3 separate regions of the Mus musculus genome follow, and all the other regions are linked to region 2. Evidence: chromatin loops called from intact Hi-C (ENCODE). Cell type or tissue: heart. All regions are shown on one strand.

What was found. A loop is a pair of places that touch in the nucleus more often than their neighbours do. Peaks named below come from ENCODE experiments on the same cell type or tissue, not always from the same donor. Only the 100,000 strongest peaks of a DNase experiment are listed, where the experiment ranks them.
Region 1: a loop joins it to region 2, with 5 times the contacts of the local background. A loop is called at or near these places in 10 of 42 quality-filtered maps.
Region 3: it touches region 2 in a loop (16-fold over the local background); 6 of 42 quality-filtered maps call a loop at or near these places.

What each region holds. Positions count from the first base shown.
Region 1 is chr12:113,607,098-113,615,097 of GRCm38, reverse strand. It overlaps Igh, Ighv2-3 and the pseudogene Ighv5-5. Among named protein-coding and RNA genes, the nearest start is that of Adam6a, 67 kb to the right of the region's middle. In heart, a CTCF peak has its summit at 3,976 (motif pointing right); no DNase peak of the experiment used is centred here.
Region 2 is chr12:113,218,913-113,226,912 of GRCm38, reverse strand. No RefSeq gene overlaps it. Among named protein-coding and RNA genes, the nearest start is that of Gm25622, 8.8 kb to the right of the region's middle. In heart, CTCF peaks have their summits at 2,512 (motif pointing left), 4,683 (motif pointing left), 5,508 (motif pointing left), 6,228 and 3 weaker places; DNase peaks (open chromatin) are centred at 4,012, 4,402, 4,562 and 6,832.
Region 3 is chr12:113,977,531-113,985,530 of GRCm38, reverse strand. It overlaps Igh and Ighv11-1. Among named protein-coding and RNA genes, the nearest start is that of Adam6a, 440 kb to the right of the region's middle. In heart, a CTCF peak has its summit at 3,712 (motif pointing right); a DNase peak (open chromatin) is centred at 3,690.

The DNA.
Region 1 (8,000 bases), 390 kb before region 2:
AAACTGGCAGGCAGCAATGCAGAGTTACAATGAGAGGATTAATTATTTTATTGTGTATTTTAAAATAAATCTTACAAAAATATTAATAGAATCACAAATTTATACCTTTGTATAAAAACAATCACTCATTTACTTTAAGAAACAGAACTCACATCTACTCATCAATCATTTTATTAAGTCATATTACAAAGCTGAGTGCTAACATGGGTATAAGAAAACCATAACCTTATTCACCAGCCCAGCGTCAAAAAGAAAAAAAACAGTCATATCAGCTGGTGCTTCAAGAGTTCTTGTTCCTTGACCTTAAAAAAATCCCTAGCTTAACTATTAATTTTTTTCAAAACTTCTAATTATTCCCTTAGATAAATGTTTGTGCTAACCACTGAGACACCTCCCATGAGTTCTGAAGCAGTGTGTTATTCCTCATGCATGGCCCTTTTGTAGAGCTCTGTGTGTAGGGGAAGTAGGGGGGGGGGGCAGTGTCCAGCCAGAGTTCCTGTGCTCTGGGCAGGCAGACATGAGAGGACAACCGAACACTTTCCACTCGGCCTTGGGTGGACATCAGGCTGTGTGAAGTTATTGACCCCACATGGTGGGGGTGGACAAGGGGCAGCCCCTGGTACCAGGAGCCCCAGGGCTACACTCTCGGCCCTGGATATACAAGAAGAGGGTAGAGGGAGAGAGGCTCCCACACAGGCAAGAGTCCTTAGTCTGGTCTGTGGCTGGAGCAGGGGAATTCCTTCTGATTGGAGATTAGGCACAGCTGATTAGGGGAAAGCCTATCCCATCATCCAAGCACAATAGACTTTGAGGAACAGAGACAGTCTATGCTATTATAGCTTTATGGTAGAAAGGCAGGGAGAAAGGAGAGAATGTGGAAAGAGAGAAAGAGACTGGCCATGGCCAAGAGGAGGGAAGGGGGAAAGAGAGAGAAACAGGAAAAGCTAGAAAGTAAGAGGGGAGAGAGAGAGAGAGAGAGAGAGAGAGAGAGAGAGAGAGAGAGAGAGAGAAGTGGGGCCAAGCAGCCCCTTTTCTAGTGAGCTTATCATCTCACAGTTGATAGGTAACTGGGGAGGAGTTTATCCTGAAGGTCAGAAGCTTGGGACCTTGTGTATGTGACTACTAACCACAGCTTCTCCTGTCGGGCTGTGGGAGCAGTAACTTTGACAGGAGACAGGCATCCAGGAGACATGAGGGAACACCTTCTGTCCCACATAGGTGGGAACGGTTGTACCAGGGTTCAGAACTCAACTCCACTGGAGACCAGCCTATGTGTGCATAGCCCATTGCCCTACAGCCCTTGACATTCTACAGAGTTCCAGGACTGGTAGAGATACAAAATAGCTAGGATCACACAGAGAAACACTGGCTTGACAATAAAACTTCCAAAACAAATATAAATGAATAAATACACAAATTGTAGCAAGTGAACTCACACTAAATCCATCAAAACTTGCACAGGATGGCTGTCTCCTTAACGTTAAGATCTGCTTCTATTAATGTCATTCAGAAGAAAAGATTATGCACAAACCAAACAAAAACAATAAGCCCAAAAGGTAAAGACTCCAATTGTAAGTAATAGACCCACAGTCTCTGAGGCCTGCCTGTGCAGGTCCTCACATTTAGTAATCAGCACTGAATGCAGACCACTCCTCATGGACTTTGGGCTCAGCTTTGTTTTCCTTGTCCTTATTTTAAAATGTAATTCGTAGAAATGAGATCCTGCCAGTATTGTGTACATGAGAAATAGAAAAATTGGTTTTCTTTCCTCTATTTTGTTTTCTTTTGTTAGTGACAGTTTCCAAATCAGCATTCTCTGCTTTGAGGTGTCAAGTGTGAGGTGAAGCTGGTGGAGTCTGTGGGAGGGTTAGAGCAGCCTGGAGGGTCCCTGAAACTCTCCTGTGCAGCCTCTGGAGTCACTGTCAGTGAGTACTGAATGACCTGGGTCCTTCAGGCTCCAAAGAAGGAGCTGGAAAGGGTGGCAATAATTTTTAATGGTGGAGGTAGCACCTATTATCCAGAAACCATGAAGGGCCAATTCACCATCTGCAGAGATGATGCCAAAAACATACTTTACCTAGAAATAAACACTCTGTGGTCTGAGTACACACACACACACACACATACACACACACACACACACACACACACACACACACATATATCACACACACACACACACACACACACACACACACACACACACACACACACATATATATATATATATATATATATATATATATATATATATATATATATATATATATAAGGTTGAGTAAGTGGACTTAAACTGATGCCATCACAGCTTGCATGGGATGGATATTCCACAGTGTTAAGAACTGTCATCATCACTGTCAATCAGAAGACAATGATTATGCACAACAAAACAAGAAACCCAAAAGCAGAGGACTCCAATTACGAGCAACAGAACCAGACCCACAGTCTCGGGAGTCTGACTGTACAGTTGGATCCAACCCTTTCCTCTCTACCCTGGGATTTACATCACCAAGCCATGGAGAAAAGCTCTACAATATCTGTTCTGTATGGTGGTCAACACCTCAAAGCACAGGTAACCATATTCATGCCGGCCTTCTGCTACAGTTCTTGCCATAATGTTAACTATTTCAGCCTCTTTTGTACCCCAGTTAACGAAACTCAAGACTAGCTGCCTGTTACTGCTTATTCTGAATTATTATGTACAGGTGACCTCCCATCCTTCACCAATGAAATAATCATATTTAGGAATTTGAGGTTTTATGAAATATAAGCTCAGGGGAGAGAAAGAAAGCACACTACATAGAGATATAGACTGACATAAATCAAGACTTGCATAAGCTAGTCCGCAAGTACCATGTCCCTACGTGGAAAGGAGTATCTTCTGAGCCTAGTGAGATGAGATCCAAATAAAAACTCCTGGGTCTATTTAGATAAACATGTGAGATCAATGGACTAAATGCCTGGGCTGGTCTTCCTTGCAATCCAATTTCCAAACAAGATAACAATAGATCTGGCTCCACAGACACCACGAGAATAGTCTTAAATAGTTCTTTAAGTAGAATGTCTGATCACTAAGAGCCCAATTCTATCCTAAATACTCTTCTGGATTATACATAAATAAAAATTTAACATAGAGCATGGGGCAATGATCTCCCTGAACTACATGAATGGGGCCTCATTTTCTAAATGTTCCCATGTTTCTTTCTAGCTCTGCACAGAGCAAATCCTACAACTTCCTGCTTTTCTACAATGTGAACTCCAGACAGTACCAGAAAAACGTTCCTTGTGTTCCTCTCCAGGTGCTCCAACAAGCACAGGGCAAATTTCTGTCACCTGGAGGGCAAACTGGACACCTTTCTCTCTGCTTCCTTTTATTCTCTCAGGAACCTCCCCCAATGCAAAGCAGCCCTCAGGCAGAGGATAAAAGCCCACACAAAGATGAGAAGCCCCATCCTCTTCTCATAGAGCCTCCATCAGACCATGGCTGTCCTGGCACTGCTCCTCTGCCTGGTGACATTCCCAAGCTGTAAGTGTGTCAGGGTTTCAGAAGAGGAACTAAGACATGTCAGCTAGGAGATGTGTGACTAATGGTGATGTTGCTTGTCCCCAGGTGTCCTGTCCCAGGTGCAGCTGAAGGAGTCAGGACCTGGCCTGGTGGCGCCCTCACAGAGCCTGTCCATCACATGCACTGTCTCAGGGTTCTCATTAACCAGCTATGGTGTAAGCTGGGTTCGCCAGCCTCCAGGAAAGGGTCTGGAGTGGCTGGGAGTAATATGGGGTGACGGGAGCACAAATTATCATTCAGCTCTCATATCCAGACTGAGCATCAGCAAGGATAACTCCAAGAGCCAAGTTTTCTTAAAACTGAACAGTCTGCAAACTGATGACACAGCCACGTACTACTGTGCCAAACCCACAATGAGAGAAGTCCATTGTGAGCATTCACAAATACTTCTCTGCAGGGATGCTCACAACCAGCAGGGGGCGCTGAGGACACAAAGGAACTTGCCAGGATCTCTTCTGGAATCTAGGGAGTTCTGGCCTGTGTCTATCAGCATGTGTTTCAATGTTAGAGTTCTGAGTTTTCCTTACCGCAACAGAGATATTTTAGAGCCCACTTTTCATTGTCATTCTACTAAATTTGTTCACACAGTGGAAGGATTTGCTAAATGATTCTATAATCTAATAGGGTCAAACAAAAACAAATAATTGAGTTGATATCTACCCAAAAAAAAAAAATCCCTCAAAGTGGACAACTGTGTAGGTGTTGAAAACCAGGGAGATTTGGGAATAGATTATTTCTCTCTTGACCGTAGTTTTAATCACCTTTCAGCCATTTACTGTATTTAATTCATGTATAAAGTTAATTGTATTCATCTTCCCTAACATGAAGTTTTCAAACACATGTCCACAATTTAATGATGACACAGTTATCATTATGAATGATAACTCCTAAGATCTCTGTCCATATATGAAAAACATAATATGCTGTTATTATCTATAGCCAAAAAAACATACGTATCATTATTGAAATAATCCTTCCCATCTAACTGAATAGTCTTCTCATTCTACACTGCCTAGGCTACAATCAGCCTGCTCTAATTTTACCTTTGCTCAGATCATTGCTTTCTGTTTCATTTGATAAGATGGTGTCTGGTTGTCACTGAAAATGTGTCCTCCAGTTTCACACTGATTAATGTGATATTCAATCCATTGGAATGTCATCATTGTTACTCCAGGTGCAGCAGAAATAGCTCAGTGGTTGAGAGAGAATATTGTTGTTGGAGGTGTTCAGGTTAAATTCATGATACCCACAATGTGCACCTCCTATGCAGACACCTTGAAGAAGTGGGTTGGACATAACATATTCAGAATCAATAGTTAGAGATACTAATCCTTGAAGAAGTCATTTTTCACCAAGTATATATGCTACATATTACTGAGGTTTGTGGTGGTTTGAGTATGGAAAGAGAAACTATTAGGAGTTTTTAGGAGTACCCATGGCTTGTGTAGGAAGGACTTCACTGTGGTTCTATATTCACTCTCTACCCAGTGCAAAATAGAGCCCTCTCCTGCCTGCAAGGGGAAAGAGTGTCTCTTCCTGGCTCCCTCTAATTCAAGATGTAGAATCTTAACTCTTCTAAACACTATGACAGTGAAAATGCTGTCATGCTTCCCACCATAATAATAGACTGAACCTCTGAAACTTTAAGCCAACCTCTAATAAATCTATTCTTTAATAACACTGAACTTGGCTATGGTGTCCTTTCACAACAGTAAAATAGAAACATAGACAAGGCTCTAACTCTCTGTAATAGAGGACCAACTCTATGTCCTTGGTGTTGTATATAAATTATTAAATAAATGCTATAGAAAATTTGTATGGTCAAAAATCCACCTCCTTCTTCAAATCTGCTGATCTGGAGCCATATAGATTAGATTCCTTTTCTGCACTCAATTCCCTTACTTGTTGAGACATTTTGGGGACATGCTCAGATTCCCTGAACTGCCACCTGACAAACAAAAAACAAAAAACAAAAAAACCTCCATTAGACGACAGTATTTTTTCCAAATTCATAATAACTACTGATCCATATATCCAGGTATATCATGGAGATTTGAAAACAAACCGATCAATGCTAAAGTGGTTAAGTGCCTACATCTTTGGTTTATGTCTGTTCATAACCTGGTGCATAGACAGAGATGAAGACTGCATTTTTCTCCTAGGCCACACGTCTTCCACAAATTCTGCCTCTACCTCTCCAGAGTTCCAAGATCATTGATCTCTGGGTCCCCCAGGAACCCTAAGGGTGCACTCTGGCCAGCCTGTACACTACTGTGGTAGCTTCTACCCGGGACCTTGGTCGTTGCTCAATCTTCCCTTTCCAAAGCCTGGCCAAATTCCTCCAAGCTTTTGTTCTTTTCATCAGGCCACCTAAGTCATCTTGAATGAAAAACAACACAAAACCTTAATTTAAAATCATACATGACACAAGTTCTGGGTACGGAATCAATCACTCTAATCTCATCAACTATTTTATGATGGAAATCTCCCAACATAGAAGCTGCCACCAGGTCTAAGAGTTACTCATCTACATGTTGCTTCCTCTCACACCCAGCCTAACTATAAAACGGCCATTTCTTCCTCCCATGTCCCCTCTTTCTCAGACCCAGAAGCTCCCCTTCCTGCTCTTTGCCCAGCAATTGGCTTCTTCTCGTCTTTATTATCTTATCAATTAATTAGGGCGAAATTCCCCTACGAACAGGAAACTTGATATATCAGTCAAAGAAAATAGTAAATCTAAAAAATTCCTTAAAAGTTACATGCAAAAAATCCAAAATACCGTGAAAAGACCTAATCTAAGGATAGTAGGAACAAAAGGTGAAGTGTGGCTGAGAAACAAATTAGGAAAAATCACATTCTTAGCAATAAAAAAAAATACTATAAACTATATTGGTGTTACTCTTATCTAGCAAGTGAAAGATGTGTGTGACAAGAACTTCAAGTCCCTAAAGAAAGAAATCAAAGAACTCAGAAGATGGAAAGAACTCCAATGTTCATGGATAGGCAGAATTAACATGATGAAAATGCCAATCTTAACAAATCAATCTACAGATTGAGTACAATTCCCATCAAATTTCTAATCCAATTTATTACATGCTGTGAAAAAGCAAATCTCAAATTCATATAGAAAAGCAAACAAACAAAAAAACTGAGGTATCTAAAACAATCCTGAACAATGAAAAAACTTCAGGAGAAATCACCATTCCTGACCTCAAGCTGTACTGTAGAGCAATAGTTATTAAAACTGCATGGTATTTGTATAGAAGCAGATATTATGATCAATGGAATTGAATTGAATACTCAGAAATAATACCACACATTAATGAACACTTGATTTTTGACAAAGAAGCCAATAATCATAATAAAAATCATAATAAATAGAATGAATCCCCCAGCAAATGGTGCTGATCTATATGCAAATAGATTCATATCTATCATCCTGCACGAACTTCAAATCAAAGTGAAGGGCAGACTTCAACCTATACTGGATTAACTAAATCTAAATGAACAAAAAGTGGAGAATAGTTTTGAACTCATTGATACAGGAAACAATTCCCTGAAGAGAACCACAATGGCTCAGGCTCTAGGATCATAAATTGGTAGACAGGATCTCATGAAACTGAAAAAATTCTGTAAGGCAAAGGAGATAGTCAATAAAACAAAATGGCAGCCTACAGATTGGAAGAAGATCTTCACTATCCCTAAATCCCCTTGAAGGCCAATATCCAAAGAATATAAAGAACTCAAGAAGATATCCTCCACAAAACCAAATAACTCAATTAAAAATGGACTACAGAGCTAACCGGAGAATTCTCAACAGAGGAATCACAAATTACTGTGAATAACTTAGAGGAACATACAATATTTGTAGTCACCAGGGAAATGCCAAAACTACCCTGAGATTCTACTTTATACCAATCAGAATGGTGAAGATAAAAATTCAAATGACAGTGCATGTTGGTGAGGATGTAAACACTTTTCCAGTGCTGGTGAGATTACAAAATGGTACAAACATTCTGGAAATCAGTCTGGCAGTTTTTCAGAAAATTGTAAATAGTTCTACCTGCAGATCCAGCCATATCACTCTTGGGCATATACATCAAATGTACTCCACCATACCACTAGGATATATGTGCCACTATGTTCATAGCATCCTTACTGTTAATAGCCAAAAGCTGGAAACAACGAAGATGTGCCTCAAACAAATTTGTATACAGAAAATGTGGGTTCTTTTACACAATGTTATTATGCTCAGCAATTAAAAAGTGAGAACATCATAAAGTTGTCAGGCAAACAGATCAAATGAAAAAGTACAATCCTGAGTGAGATAACAGAACCAAAATGACCTGATTGGGTTGTAAGCACTGGTAAGTGGATATTAGACAAGAAGTATAGAATATCAGTGATGAAAGCCACAGACCATAATGAGTTTAAT
Region 2 (8,000 bases):
CAGGCCCACCCAGGCTCTCAGGCCACACACATGGGACATCTCAGAGACATGTGGGATACAGTTGCTCACAGGTTTCATGAGGACTCACAGGCCTGTCCTTGAACATTCCCCTGAGCAGGGGCTCCCTTCTTAAAGCACAGGGATCCCATTCTTTACAGATAAGCACCCAGACAGAGGCACTACCAGGCCCAGACCACACTAGACACACACAGCTCTGCATTGTCCCACACTCAAACACAGCTCTGTCGCCTGAGCTCATGCCAGTCACACAGAACACAGACATGGGCTCGTGTGCTAGAGAGACATAAGCAATGGTAGCCAAGGTGCTCACATCATGCCCATACACACACACACACACACACACACACACACACACACACACACACACACACACCCTGTGAACAGGCCTGCAGTCCTGACTGAAGCCCTGCTCTACCCAATTTAGTGAGTCCTGCACCTGAACCCTCTTACCCTCACAGCCCCTGACCTCTCCCTGTGTGCTGCTCAGCTATGGCCCCTTCCCATTCCTAACGTGCCACCCTAAGATGTCGGTTCCGTGCATCACCGCACACATGCTCTTGGGATAAGGCCTTAGAAGGCTCTGTACCATCTGCAGCTCATGCCACTGCCTTCCCTGGTAACCCTCTCCTGCATACAAGGGCTGCAAGGGTCAATGATATGAATCCATCCATGCTCTGACCCCAGCTTGGCCCAGGGCAGCCATGATGGGAGGACAACCCCTGACCCCAGCCTAAGATAGTTGTTGCACAGAGCAGTCCCTTAACGCAGGATAACTGTTGGAGGTAGGCAGCACTTGACCCCTGCCCAAGCTAGATGATGGGAGAGGATAGGTCCAGCCATTGACAGCTGCTGTAGCAAGGCAGGCCCTGGTCCCAGGTTAACTCAAGGCTGCTGCTTAGGCAACCCCTGACTCCAGCTCCAGAAGTCTGCTGGGGGTGTATCCTCTGGCTACAGGAGCTGAACAAATGTCCCTCTTTTCCCTCACCACAGAGACCTCTGGATCCCACTCCTAGGGCCCACTGGTCCCAAACCCTCACAGGTCAGCAACATCTTGAGGCCAGGAGCCTATAGAAGTAAGGAGCCTATAGAAGTAAGGAGCCTATAGAAGTAAGGAGCCTATAGAAGTAAGGAGCCTATAGAAGTAAGGAGCCTATAGAAGTAAGGAGCCTATAGAAGTAAGGAGCCTATAGAAGTAAGGAGCCTATAGAAGTAAGGAGCCTATAGAAGTAAGGAGCCTATAGAAGTAAGGAGCCTATAGAAGTAAGGAGCCTATAGAAGTAAGGAGCCTATAGAAGTAAGGAGCCTATAGAAGTAAGGAGCCTATAGAAGTAAGGAGCCTATAGAAGTAAGGAGCCTATAGAAGTAAGGAGCCTATAGAAGTAAGGAGCCTATAGAAGTAAGGAGCCTATAGAAGTAAGGAGCCTATAGAAGTAAGGAGCCTATAGAAGTAAGGAGCCTATAGAAGTAAGGAGCCTATAGAAGTAAGGAGCCTATAGAAGTAAGGAGCCTATAGAAGTAAGGAGCCTATAGAAGTAAGGAGCCTATAGAAGGGCCAGCTGTGCCCCATTGATGTGGGGCTCCAAAGAATGCAAGAACCAATCTCCACCCGGCCACAAGCACCAGCTGCCACGGAGTCTCACCAGCACACACACCTCTCCTGCGAACCTAGTCAGGGAAAAAACAAAGGGGCTGGGGTGAGCAGCAACCCTGGAGCAGCCAATCTCACTGGAGGCCCCAGACCCCAGGAGTCCAGGCACCAAGCCTGGCAGAGAACTCCAGCTCTGACTTGTGTGCCCTCACCCAGCAATCTCCACACGTGGTTTGGGGCTGTTGTAATTATGCCTTGTGTTTTTATCTGTTTAAAAAAAAAACAACTTAATTTCTAATAACACTTTAATGCACAGAATGTGGCGAACACATGCTCTCTGAGGCATGTTTGCTAAAGCAAAAGTTGGGACTGGGGACACAGCTCAGTGCTAAAGCACGCTTGCCTCCTGGGCTAGAACATGGCTGCTCACAGGAGGCCCTGGGTTTCCCCTGCGCGTGCACACACACACACACACACACACACACACACACACACACACACATCAGAGGGGCTGGAGAGATAACTCAAGGGTTAAGAGCACTGGCTGCTTTTCCAAAGAATCCAGATTCAATTCCCAGCACCCACATGGCAGTGCATTACTGTAATTCCAGTTCCGGGGTGCCCTGAAGGATCCTCCATACATGTGAAACATAGAAGCTCACACAGAGAGAGAGGGGTGGGGGAGGGGCTCATGAGAATATAAGATAAATAAATTACAGGTCTAAAATGAAAACCTTAAAAAAGAGAGAGAGAGAGAGAGACTGGCAGAAACAAAGGTTGTTAGACTCTAACACACATTGGAGCAAGGTGTAAAGGGCTGAGTGTCCCAGGGTCCAAGAAACAGCCCTTGCCCCACCATCCTGTCCTGAAAGCAGACGGCTGGGGTGCTCAGGGGCTCCCTCTAGAGGACTGGGTGGAAGTTGACGTGTACCAGCAATGGAAGGAGAGGCTGCACAGAGAGAGTAATGAACTAGGAGATCAGGGGTGTTGATGAACATGCCGGTGACCTCACACTGCGCAGGCCAGGTGAGGCCTAACATCGACTCTGCAGCTTATCTGGCTCAGGTTTGCTGTCTGGACAGTGAAAACCCTCCAGCTCTGTGCCCCTCCTGAACCCCTCATGTCCATGTTTGACACCAGCTGTCCTGAGCCCTCATAGCCCCTCAGGGAGCACAGAATCACACATCAGCTTGACAAGGTCCCAGGTGGTTAGAATACAGGGATGTCCATTGAGGGCACTAAGCTCCATGTGGCTCCATGGCCATCAGACATGGGTAAGATTCCCCAGCCCTAGGCAGGATCTTGCCACACACCCTGGCTCCCATTATAGAAGCTGGAATGACCCATCTGATTGGAAGGGTGACAGCAATCCTTTGGTCCCATCGTTCTTGCTACACACTTGTTCCAGAGAAAGGGTGAAGAGTTGGCCCACATTTCCAGTGGCTCTTTAGGAGAGCGTCCCAGGGTCTGCCCCCGAGCTGGCTCTATCAGAGCCACTTTGGTCTTAGCCTTGCCTTGGCTATCTTACTTCCATGCAGCTACATGGAGACCCTCTCTACAGAAATGTCATGGGTTCAGAGCTAGGGACACCAAGTCCGTGGAGGAAAGCACTGTAGAGTTGAGTCTGAAGATACACGCGCAGCTGCTGGCTTGCCTGTGGCCTGTTTTATAACCTTGGGCAGCATAAGACATAGCTCATAAGTGGACCTGTGCAGGAGGCGTAGTTGGGAATGGCTGCGAACAGATGGAGTGTGGCCTTAGGGTTGTCAGAAGGAATCTCGGGGCTATAGGCATGTGTGCCTCTCTAGAGGAACAAACAGAAACATAGCCAGATGGGACAGGCAGCCTACTGCGTTCACCTTGCTGATCTCCAAGCTCAGATGGGGATCATATAGCATGTCTCTGAAGGCTCCCACAGACCTGAGCACCTCGAACCTGTGTCCTTATCTCACGAGGGGCCTGACCCTCCCAGCCAGACTGCTTACTGAATGCCCATGTAGCCTGCAAACCAGGCTCCCCTCCCAGGGCAACAACTGAGGCAGCTCTGTTTCCCGCCACCCTCTCAGACCCCACAGAGCTGCCCAAGCCAGGCAAGTAGGTAAGGGGACTCCCCATGACTTGTCTCAACACCTCACTTGGTGTCCTGTCCGAGCACTAAACTCAGTGGGGTGCTAGCTACAAGCCTAAGTTCAGCCCTGCACAGCTCAGAGCAAAGGTACAGCCTTTGCCCAGTCCAGCAAAAGTGGAAAAGGCCTGCCCTGGTCTCCATAGTGAGCACTATAGTCAGGTTACATCTGCCTCAGCAGCTCAGAGCTGGCACTGAGCAAGCAAACTCTGCTGCCCCCGTGTGAGCATAGCCAGCGTTGCACACACACCACGCAGACGCTCTCCCTAGGGATGATGGGGGCAAGGAGGGTTTGTCAGGGTGTGAAGGGCGGCCTGCCCCGTGTAGCTATGGACTAAAGGGATGTATTCCTATCTAGTTATTTTAGATGGAAGCACACACCCCACCTATTTAGGGTGGGTAGGGACATGTGCCTTATTATAAGTCTGTATTGAGAGTGCAGACTTAAACTCCTGACCCAGGAGCACACCTCCTGACCCCTGTGTAATTGTCCCAGCATCCTCTGTGCTATTGGCTTCCTGGGGTCTGTTGGGACCCCCGCCCCCACCCCTGCCAATCAAGACTGGCACACAGGGGATGTGATCAGGCCTAGCCCTGGGGCTGGTCAAGGCACAGATGGACCAGTGATGCCTCAACTCCAGGTGTGCCTGCTGGGGCTCCAGAGTGGTGTAATACAGGGCTCGTGCGCCCCCTGGTGACCATGTGTGTCACTGCACACGGAAGGCCGGATTCAGATACTTGGCTCTACCCAACCAGGTGTACTTTCAGTAACAAAACAGACCCAGAGTATGTACACACGCAAATGTCCATGTGTGTGTCCCCATGTTTACACATCTGTGTCCCAGGGAGTTCATGTATCACCCATGATAAATGTAGACACTGGTGGAAATAGTATGACAGGGGAACAGGAACTGCGACTGGAGAAGGTGCCCCCAGGAGCAGATCTCTGCTGCCACCATGTGGCCATTGGTGGTATTATCTTTGCAGCCCACAGGAAGCTCCTCTTACGCAGGCGCAGAGGGACTAAGGCACTGGTTCTCAACCTGTGTGTCAGGATCCCCGCTAAGGGGTCCGATGTCTTTTCCACACTAGTTGAAAGTCAGATGATTTGAAACAGTAAACAAATTACAGTTATGAGGTAGCAAAAAAAATAATTTTACGGTTGGGATGACAACATAAAGAGCTGTATTAAAAGGTCACAACGTAAGGAAGATTGAGAACCACTGAGCTAAAGCGACCAGGAGTACATGCCTGGGTTTTGATGATCAAGTTGAGAGTTCAGGCTTGTACTGCAGTTTGGGAGAGAAGGCTTATATTCTCCTCGTGGTTACCCCAAGACTCTGTACATATCTTGTGCACAATGTACCAGCAACAGGAAAAATAAAAAATTACATAAATAAATAAGCCCCAGTCTGGGCTCCTGGGCAGTCTACAGTCCCATATTCCACACAGATCCATGGACACGCCAGGAAACAAAGAGAATTAATAACTGAGGTAGGTGGGGAGAGGGCTAAGTGTCAACAGAATTAGGGGGTACCCAGGGCCACCAGCTCCAGCCGCCCCGCCCCCGACCTGCACTGTCCCTAATACCTGTTGGGTTCCTAGGGCCTAACGATACTTTGCAATCTGGTGTCTGGCACTGAGGAAGCACGGTTAGGCCAGTCGTGAGACTGGTCAGGGCTGTCACACTAGCTGGTTGCCTAAGCACCTGAGATACACCTGTGGCGTCTCCACAATGACCACAGCGTAGTGCTCAGGTGCCCCCTGGTGGACAGATGCACCACTGCATGCTGTGCCAAGCCAAGTTCAAAACCTGGCACCTACAGAAAACTACTACGATAGAAGCTTCTTAAAATATATACATATAGGGGGCTGGAGAGATGGCACAGTGGTTAAGAGCACTGACTGCTCTTCCAAAGATCCTGAGTTCAAATCCCAGCAACCACATGGTGGCTCACAACCATCCGTAATGAGATCTGACTCCCTCTTCTGGAGTGTCAGAAGACAGCTACAGTGTACTTACATATAATAAGTAAATAATTTTTTTAAAATATATATATATACATATGTGAAAGAAATCTAAATGGAGTCGCCAAATAACAGAAGAGACGAAGGCCCAACTAGACATCTCTGACCCTCCAGTGTGTGTGTGTGTGTGTGTGTGTGTGTGTGTGTGTGTGTGTGTGTGTGTGTGTGTGTTTAGACATTTATGTCTCTAATCCTCCTCCCCGCTGAGGCTCCAGCACTGTTCACATCACAAATGAGTCGGGCGTGGAGAGAAAACAACATTGGTAGAAATCCAGAGGTCATGTGATGGTGTTAAAGTCTCACTGTTGACCGGGATTCTCTGACTGACCAAATTGCAGTCACCAGGAGGGGCTCTGAGCTCAGAGCTCCACAGAGTCTACTATGACTACAAAGTTCCTCCCAGCCCTGTTCTAACCAGCATGGGCCTGAGGCCTGCAAGAGCAAGACTCTACTGGCCTCATGTGGCCTCTGGTAGAATTGCACTTACTGCCTACTCGAAACTCTCCTTAGAGCTCTTAGAGCAGGTTGGGGAAGGGCTGTTTTCTCAAGGCAGGTGGGGTCAGTAGCTCTTCCTCTAGTGTGGGAGACAGCGCATGCTCTGACTAGTCATACAGTTACGATGGGGAAGGGCATGTGTCCCATGTGTCTAAGGCTGCACTTGGTAGTGAAGGTAGGGGTGCAGGCTTACCCACCCAGGCTCATGTCCACCTCATGGTAATGCCCAGGCTCTGTGCATGCCATGTGTGTGCACAGTTACTGGCAGCAGGTTCCAAGGCCCAAGCCAGGCTCCTCAGCAGCCTAGACTCCACATCCCATGTGGACACACAGCCACACCCCACACTAAGAGAATTTATGACTGAAGTGAAGAGATGTTCGTGAAATTTGACAGAATTAAGGAATTCTGAGGGCCAGTGTCTCCAGCCAACCCCACCTACACTTCCCTGTGGGCTTTGAGTTTCTAAGGCATGGTGGGATACCCACTGTCTGACACTGAGGGAGTGTGGTCAGTCCCTGCCCTGGAACAGTGGAGTCAGATCACATTGGCAGGTCAACTAAGGACCACAATGCACAGTGCAGAGCTCATGTGCCCCCTGGTGGCTAGATGCACCACTGCAACCTCTGCTAAGCCAAGTTCAAAGAATTGGCCCCACCCAGCCGGGTAGACTCTCAGGCACAAGTGACAAACACGTACTCAGAGAGCATGTATATATGCCGCTGTGTGTGTAAGAGGCCAACACTGGTAGAAATAGAGATTGTGTGATGGTGTTACAGTCTCGCTATTGGCCAGGATTCTCTGGTGCCACACCACCCCCAGTTGGATCTGTGTGACAAGTTCCACAGACTGTGGCGATCGACCTCAAAAGGGGAAGACTTCCTGGAACCAACTATGGAACTCTTTGCCGGAGAAAAATTATTGAGCCATAGTTCTCATGGCAATCTATCTGTTTTGTTTTCTCTTATTCCTTTTCTTATTTACATGTTCCTGGAAGCCTAGGCCAAGATCTTAAGCGAGAATAATGGGTAAGAAACCATCCCTAGAGATGGGGCCACTAACATGACCTTATCCCCAGGGAAACCAACACTTTACTTTTTAAATCATTTATAAAACTATTATGATAAAAAACTTTCCCAACAATAAAATTTCATATGGTTACACGTGTGTCATCGGAGGTGGGTTTTGGTATATAGTAAAGAAAGCCTTAATTAGAAAGAATTAAAATGGTTTAAATTTATGCAATGAAGATTTATTTTAAAAATCAGACATTAGATGTTAAATAATAATTGACCATAAGTGGCTGGAGAGTTAGCTCAGCAGTTAAGAGCACTGACCATAAAGATTTATTAACCTGCTCTTGGAAGTATACCACTAGCCTTGGACGACTGCCCCACTGAATACATTCTTTTAGAATTGTTGTTATATTTTGATGATTTATATTAATAATGATGTTACTTGCTCTGTTTGTGATTCACTGAATACATAGTTTCAGAGTTGTAATGCTTGGATGATTTTTGTGCTTTACTGTGCCAAATGATTTTTGTGGGTATTTGTGATTGTTTCACTGGATACAGTTTCTAAGAGATGTGATGTTTGGAAGAAATGTGATGTTTGGTTTTTTAATGTATAAAATCCCCTGCTTGAGCCCAGAGGTGGTGGAGCACGCCTTTAATCCCAGCACTCAGGAGGCAGAGGCAGGCGGATTTCTGAGTTCGAACCCAGCCTGGTCTACAAAGTGAGTT
Region 3 (8,000 bases), 760 kb before region 2:
GCTATAAGCTCCTGTCATCTGCTCATTTTTTGATCACACTCTTGATTCCTTTGAAAATTCTCCAGTCTTTTGTTAAGACTACATTATCTCTCTACATTAGGAAATGTTCAGGGGTGAGTTCCTTTGCAATTGTAATGGAATATAGGCTCTCTGTGCATAGAGTTTTGTAGAGTGTGTGTGTGTTTGTGTTTGTGTGTGCCTGTGCGTGTGCGTGTGCATGTGCGTGCGTGCGTGCGTGCGTGCGTGCGTGTGTGTGTGAGTATGTAACATGCTTTGGTTCTTCTTAAATTCTTGAGTGTAAGGTTAGATGTATATCAACAGATAGATTCTTTTTCAGATATTTGTGACTAAAATGCCCATATACCCCATGTTTTTCATTTATATTCTGGGATTTTTAACAAAATAACTTTGACCTCCAATCTTGCCTTCCTACCCTCATACATCATCTGGTCTTTTTCCATTTTTGTGGAATTATATACTGAAATATATTGTTTTCTACTTGCTATTACAGATGACCTTAGGTTAATGGAGAGGAATTTGCCTGTGTTGCTATAATCTTTCTTACATGTTCATTTGACACTTTTAGCACACTTGGTTTCCACCAGATTCATTGTCTTTATGCTGTGCAGTATCTACTGAATTCCTAAATTTATTTATTTATTTATTTATTTATTTATTTATTTATTTATTTATTTATATTAGGTATTTTCTTCATTTACATTTTTTCCATTTTTTATTAGGTATTTAGCACATTTACAATTCCAATGCTATACCAAAAGTCCCCCATACCCACCCACCCCCACTCCCCTGCCCACCCACTCCCCCTTTTTGGCCCTGGCGTTCCCCTGTACTGGGGCATATAAAGTTTGCAAGTCCAATGGGCCTCTCTTTCCAGTGATGGCCGACTAGGCCATTTTTGATATATATGCAGCTAGAGTCAAGATCTCCGGGGTACTGGTTAGTTCATAATGTTGTTCCACCTATAGGGTTGCAGATCCCTTTAGCTCCTTGGCTACTTTCTCTAGCTCCTCCATTGGGAGCCCTGTGATCCATCCATTAGCTGACTGTGAGCATCCACTTCTGTGTTTGCTAGGCCCCGGCATAGTCTCACAAGAGACAGCTACATCTGGGTCCTTTCAATAAAATCTTGCTAGTGTATGCAATGGTGTCAGCGTTTGGATGCTGATTATGGGGTGGATCCCTGGATATGGCAGTCTCTACATGGTTGATCCTTTCATCTCAGCTCCAAACTTTGTCTCTGTAACTCCTTCCATGGGTGTTTTGTTCCCAATTCTAAGGAGGGGCATAGTGTCCACACTTCAGTCTTCATTCTTCTTGAGTTTCATATGTTTAGCAAATTGTATCTTATATCTTGGGTATCCTAGGTTTGGGGCTAACATCCACTGCATTTACATTTTAAATGCTATCCCAAAGTCCACTATACCCTTCTACCTTTCTGCTCCCCAACCCACCCACTCCTGCTTCCTGTCCCTGGCGTTCCCCTGTACTGGGGCATATAATCTTCACAAGACCAAGGGCCTCTCATCCCATTGATGGCAGACTATGCCATCCTCTGCTACATATGCAACTAAAGACACAAGCTCTGGGGGTTACTGGTTAGTTCATATTGTCCCACCTATAGGGTTGCAGATACCCTTAGCTCCTTGGGTACTTTCTCTAGCTTCTTCATTGGGTGCCCTGTGTTCCATCCAATAGATGACTGTGAGCATCCACTTCTGTATTTTCCAGGCACTGGCATAGCCTCACAAGTGATAGCTATGTCAGGGTGCTGTCACAAAAAATCTTTCTGGTGTATGCAATAGAGTCTGGGTTTGGTGGTTGTTTATGGGATGGATTCTTGGGTGGAGCAGTCTCTGGATGGTCCTTCCTTCCATCTCAGCTCCGAACTTTGTCTCTGTAACTCCTTCCATACTCCACTGACCCTTCTCAGTCTTTTCTTCCTTTTGCATAATCAAAAGAGCAGATCTTCAATATTATCTTCTCTGCTCTTTTTCCTAAATAATGAGATGAACACTGTTCTCAGACGCTATCCCTAAGCTCAGTTCGTTATCTGCAGTGCAGGAAACTGAAGCCCAATCAGACCTGAGTCACTTCATTAAATTAGGATAAACCCTTTGTTCAATTTTTCAGTCAGAATATCAGTCACCATTAAAGCAGAGAAGCAAAACAGAGCAAACATTGGTCAAATAATGAATTTTTTAGGTGAGAAATAAAACAGATATCCATCCTGTATGTCTATCTCTATGGCCTCTAGAAAGTGAGTACCAAATTAAGGAACTCAAGTTCAGATTAGGGCTGTTAACTGCCTGCAATGTAGCATAAATAAACTGTGTAAGAAGTAAATTCAAGGGGAGGTGTGTTGGTAGGAAGGACATTCTTTTTCGAACCCAGGGCATGCACACATTGAGAATATAGAAGTGCAATTATGACCTGTGTACTGAAATTCAGCTTAACACTCAATCCACATTTCTTGTGAACATATAGGAAATATGCAGGGAAAGAATAACAAAAATACATAATAAATAAAGATTTTCACAGACTCCTGGGTACATGCTGGTCTTAACAACATTTTACAGTTTCTTATTTGAACATTGGAATGCAGGCCTATCACATGACTTCCATATCACATGACTTCCATATCCTCACATGACTTCCATATCATCACATGACTGCCTTCCATATCACATGACTTCCATACAGAAAGTGAGTTCGGAACCTCAGGAAACAGCTGCAGGCAGACCTGGAGCTGACCCAAGGAGCAGCATATTCATCAGTGAATAGGCACACGGATCAAAATCTTAAAGAAATGAGCATTTTACAAACCAATGTCACACTCTTTTGCAACCCAGGAAATGAAAAAAACTGAGTTGAACTAACACAACTTTTATGTGCAAGTATAAAAGAAATGAGATGATAATTAATCAGTTTTTCTCAAGGAAAAATGATGAAATATAATAATCACTTTTCCAACATTACCATCATAATCTGACTTATCCAGCACATTTGCAAACTTCTCACCTCTTGGCTCCCACTATATACCATGCTGTGTAGCAGGAAGACATGCAAATAGGGCCTCTTTCTACTCATGAAACGCAGACCAACCTATCCTTGCAGGTCAGACAGAGGAGCTTGGCTCTGGTTCCCAAGACCGCTTACTCACGTCTCAACATGGAGTGGGAACTGAGCTTAATTTTCATTTTTGCTCTTTTAAAAGGTAAAAAAAATTTTGAAGAGCTATAGATGCTGAATATGTGAGTTGACATGGATATGAGGAACACGGGGCACGTTTCGCAATTTATTGAGCAGCATTTTCTGTGCTTACAGATGTCCAGTGTGAAGTGCAGCTGTTGGAGACTGGAGAAGGCTTGGTGCCACCTGGGGGGTCACGGGGACTCTCTTGTGAAGGCTCAGGGTTCACTTTTAGTGGCTTCTGGATGAGCTGGGTTCGACAGACACCTGGGAAGACCCTGGAGTGGATTGGAGACATTAATTCTGATGGCAGTGCAATAAACTACGCACCATCCATAAAGGATCGCTTCACTATCTTCAGAGACAATGACAAGAGCACCCTGTACCTGCAGATGAGCAATGTGCGATCTGAGGACACAGCCACGTATTTCTGTATGAGATACACAATGAATGGACTTCCCGGTGAAACTAGACATAAACCTCACTGTTAGGCCACTCTGAACCACCAGGGGGAGCCCAGTCCACGCAGAACACTGGTTCAGACCGCGTTATAAACACATAATAGGGCGCGCTTCTCAGGTTTCTCAGTGCCTTTCACCATAGTTTGCCAGAAAATCTTTATAAATGTTTGTTTTGGAGGAAACTGATGTGCTTAAAACATTTCCTGTATTTCTGCTGTAATAAAAAAAAAGAAAAAGAAAAAAAGAGAGAGAGAGAGGCATAGTCTCAAATGAAGAAAATGCGAAATGACAGCTGTGAGGTCATACATGTTTCAGTCTTCATCACTGAAATCCCAAGAGGAAGCTCATAGATATCCCTGTGTTGTAGTTAGGGTTTCACCCCTTCGATAAGACACCGCCATCAGGACAACTCTTATAAATTAAAACATTTACGCAGGTCTAGATTGCAGTTTCACTGGTTCATTCTAGTGTCATCATGATTAAAAGCATGACAACTTGTAGACAGACATGGTGCTGGAAGAACTGAAGTTCTACATCTTGAACTGAAGACTTGCAGAAAGAGACTGTTTTCTGCAGGCAACCTGGAGAGGAGTCTCTTCCATACAGTTAGGGCTTGAGCATCAGAGGGGAACACACAAACACTCCACCACAGTGACACACTTACTGCCTCAGTAAGGCCACACTCTTAATAATCTCACTTCCAAATGTTCAAGCATATACAACCTACCACACCCTTTTTGTTTGTTTGTCTGTCTGTTTGTTTGTTTGTTTGAGATTCAAGGTAGAGTCTTGGTCAGATTTCTTGGTAGCATTTATATTTGATGGAAAAGCCAGGGGGAGATGGGGAATGAATGGATCATCAATCCTAGAATGTCCTAAACCTCCACTCTTCTCCCTGAGGACTGTACACATCACATTTCAGAGAGGATCCCCTCTTCTTTTGGATAATTCAGGTTGATACTCCATGACCTTTATCATTGTTCATTGTAGGGTTTTATATAACTTTATGTAAGAATATTAGTGTATTAAAATAAAAATAGTAAATGAAAAAGTTAGTGTATAAAATACTGAAATAATTTTTATAATTTGTATAACTTAAACAATTTATTTATGTATTTATTTATTTATTTATTTATTTGGTTTTTCGAGGTAGGGTTTCACTGTGTATCCCTGGCTCTCCTGGAACTCACTTTGTAGAGCATGCTAGACTCGAACTCAGAAATCTACCTGCCTCTGCCTCCTGAGTGCTGGGATTAAAGGTGTGTGCCACCATGCCCGGCCGATTCATTTTGATTAAACTGAAGATACTAGACATAGAGAAACATAACTAAATTGCATGGAATATGGCTCATGTACTACTTTATTAACATTTTCAATAATTGTGTGTTACATTAGCCATTGGACATTGAAGCAATAGATCTTCTCTTTGAATATTATAATTTTCATATCAAATATACTTTTTAAAATTATCTTTAATTATTTTTTACAGTCTATTCATTATTCCCTGCCAAGTTTACCCTCTGACATTTCCTCATCCCATTCCTCCTCCCCCATGTCCAAAAGGATGTCCCCCAACCTGCAAGGACTCCCCACTCCTTGGGGCCTCAAGTCTCTTGTGGGTTAGATGCATCTTCTCTCATTTTGGCCAGACCTGTAAGTCCTTTGCTCTGTATGTGTCAGGGCACTTGGACCAGCTAGTGTATGCGGCCTGATTTGTGGCTCAGTGTCTGAGAGACCTAGGGGCCAACCATGCTAGGCTCCTGTCTGTAAACCACAGCACCAGCAGTAATAGTGTCAGACTTTTTAGCCTGACCTTGAGATGAATCCCAGTTTGTGCCTGTCACTGGGGGCTTTTTTCTTCAGTCTTTCTCCATTTTTGCCTCTGCATTTCTTTTTGGCAGGGACAATTCTGGGTCAGAGATTTTGACTGTAGGATGGCAAAACCATTCCTACACTTGATGACCTGTATTTCTACTAGGGCACTTGTCACTATTGGGGATTTCATCTAAGGTACCTCCTTTTGAGAACTGAGAGTCTCTCACCCTTCAGACATTTTGTACACTCTATAGGATCCCCCTACCTTATACCTCCCCAGGTTGCCTGTTTCCATTGTTTCTGTTGTCCCTCAGGGCTTCAGTGCTGCACCCCAAATACCTGATCATCTTTTCCTTTTCCCCCAACTGTCCCCTCTTCTACTCAGGTTCCTCGTTCCCTCTGCATCTCATGATAAGTTTCTTCTCCCTACCAAGTGGGATTGAGGCATCTTCACTTGGAACCTTCATCTTGCTTACCTTCTTGAGTTCTGTGAACTGTATCCTGGGTATTCTGTACATTTTTTGGCTAATATTAACCCATTAGTGAATATATACCATGCATGTCCTTTTTAGTCTGAGGTACCTCACTCAGGATGATACTTTCCAGTTCCATCCCTTTACCTGCAAAACTCATGATACACTCATTCCCAATAGCTAAAGAGTTATAAATAAACTACGTTATTGTATCAATTCTTCCATTGTGGGACATCTGAAATGTTCAGCTTCTCACTATCTCAAATAAGGCCACTATGAACATAGCACACATGTGCCCTTGTGACATGGTGGAACTCAGCTATGCTTAAGAGTGGTGTAGCTGAGCCAGGCAGCGGTGGCACACGCCTTTTATCCCAGCACTTGGGAGACAGAGGCAGGTGGATGTCTGAGTTCGAGGCCAGCCTGGTCTACAGAGTGAGGTCCAGGACAGCCAGGGCTACACAGAGAAACCCTGTCTCAAAAACAAAAACAACAACAAAAAACAAAACAAAACAACAACAACAACAACAAAACAAAACAAAAAAAAGCAAGTGGTACGAGTGGTATACCTGGGTTTTCAGGTAGATCTATTTCAAATTTTCTTAAGAGCCTCCAGATCAATTTCCAGAGTAGTTGAATCAGTTTGCATAGCACCATCAATGGTAGAGCATTCCTCTTTCAAGACATCCTCGCCAACAAGTGCTGTTACCTGAGGTTTTGTTCTTAGCCATTCTGATTTTTGTAAGGTAGAATCTCAGTGTCATTTTGATTTTCATTTCTCTGATCACTAAGAACTTTGAATATTTCTTCAATGCTTCTCTGCCAATAGACATTCCTCTCTTGTAAATTCTCTGTTAAGTTCTATACCCCATTTTTTTTTATTGAATTGTTTGGAATTTTGGAGGTTAGCTTCTTGAGGTCTTTTTAAATTTTGGATATTGGTCCTTTATCTGATGGGAGGTTGCTGAAGATTTTTTTCCCAATCTGTAGGTTGCTGATTTGTCCTATTGACTATCCAATGTTGTACAGAATCTTTTTAGTTTCATGAGATTCCATTCGTCAATTTTTGGTCTTAGGGCCTGAGTCAGTAGAGTTCTGTTTATTAAATTCCCTCAATTATCCATGAGTACGAGGTGTTTGCCCAAATTCATTTTTATTAGATTCGGTGTATCTGCTTTATGTTGAAGTCCTTGATCAACTTGGATTTGAGCTTTGTGCAATTGACAAATATGGATCTATTTTCACTTTTCTACATGCTGACTGCCAGTTAGACCAACAGTATTTATTGAAGATGCTTTCTATGTTCCATTGTACATTTTTGGCTTCGTTGTCAGAGACTTAAGTGCCAATAAGTGTGTGGCTTTATTTCTGGGTCTTTGATTCTATTCCATTGATCAACCTGTCTGTCTCTGTACCTGTACTGTGAAGTTCTTATCCCTATTGCTCTCTCGTAGAGCTTGATCAGGGATAGAGATTACCTTAGAAATTATTTTATTTTTAAGAACTGTTTTTGCTATTTTGGCTTTTTGGTTTTCTGTAAGAAATTGAGAAATGCTCTTTTCATGTCTTTGAAGAGTTGTGTTGGAATTTTGATTGGGATTGCATTGAATCTGTAGATTGATTTTGGTAGGGTGGCCATTTGTACTATGATAATCATACCAACCCATTAGCAAGGGAGATCAAGCCTTCTCACTGGCCTTCCCCAGAGCTGATCCTGACCCCCCCTCATTCCCCTCCCCAACTCCTCTCCCTCCAAGTTTACTCCATCCATATGCCACTTATGATTATTTTATTCCCATTTCTAATTGATGTTCAAGCTTCCTTACTTGGGTTTTCCTTCTTGTTTAGCTTCATTAGTTCTGTGGAATATACCATGACATGTGTATTTTATGGCTAACATCTACTTATAAGTGAGCAAATTAAAAGCATAACGTTTTGGCTCTGGGCTACCTCACTCAGAATATGTTCTAGTTCAATCTATTTGCCTGCAAAATTTGCAATGCCATGTTTTTAATATCTGAGTAGTATTCCATTTTGCAAA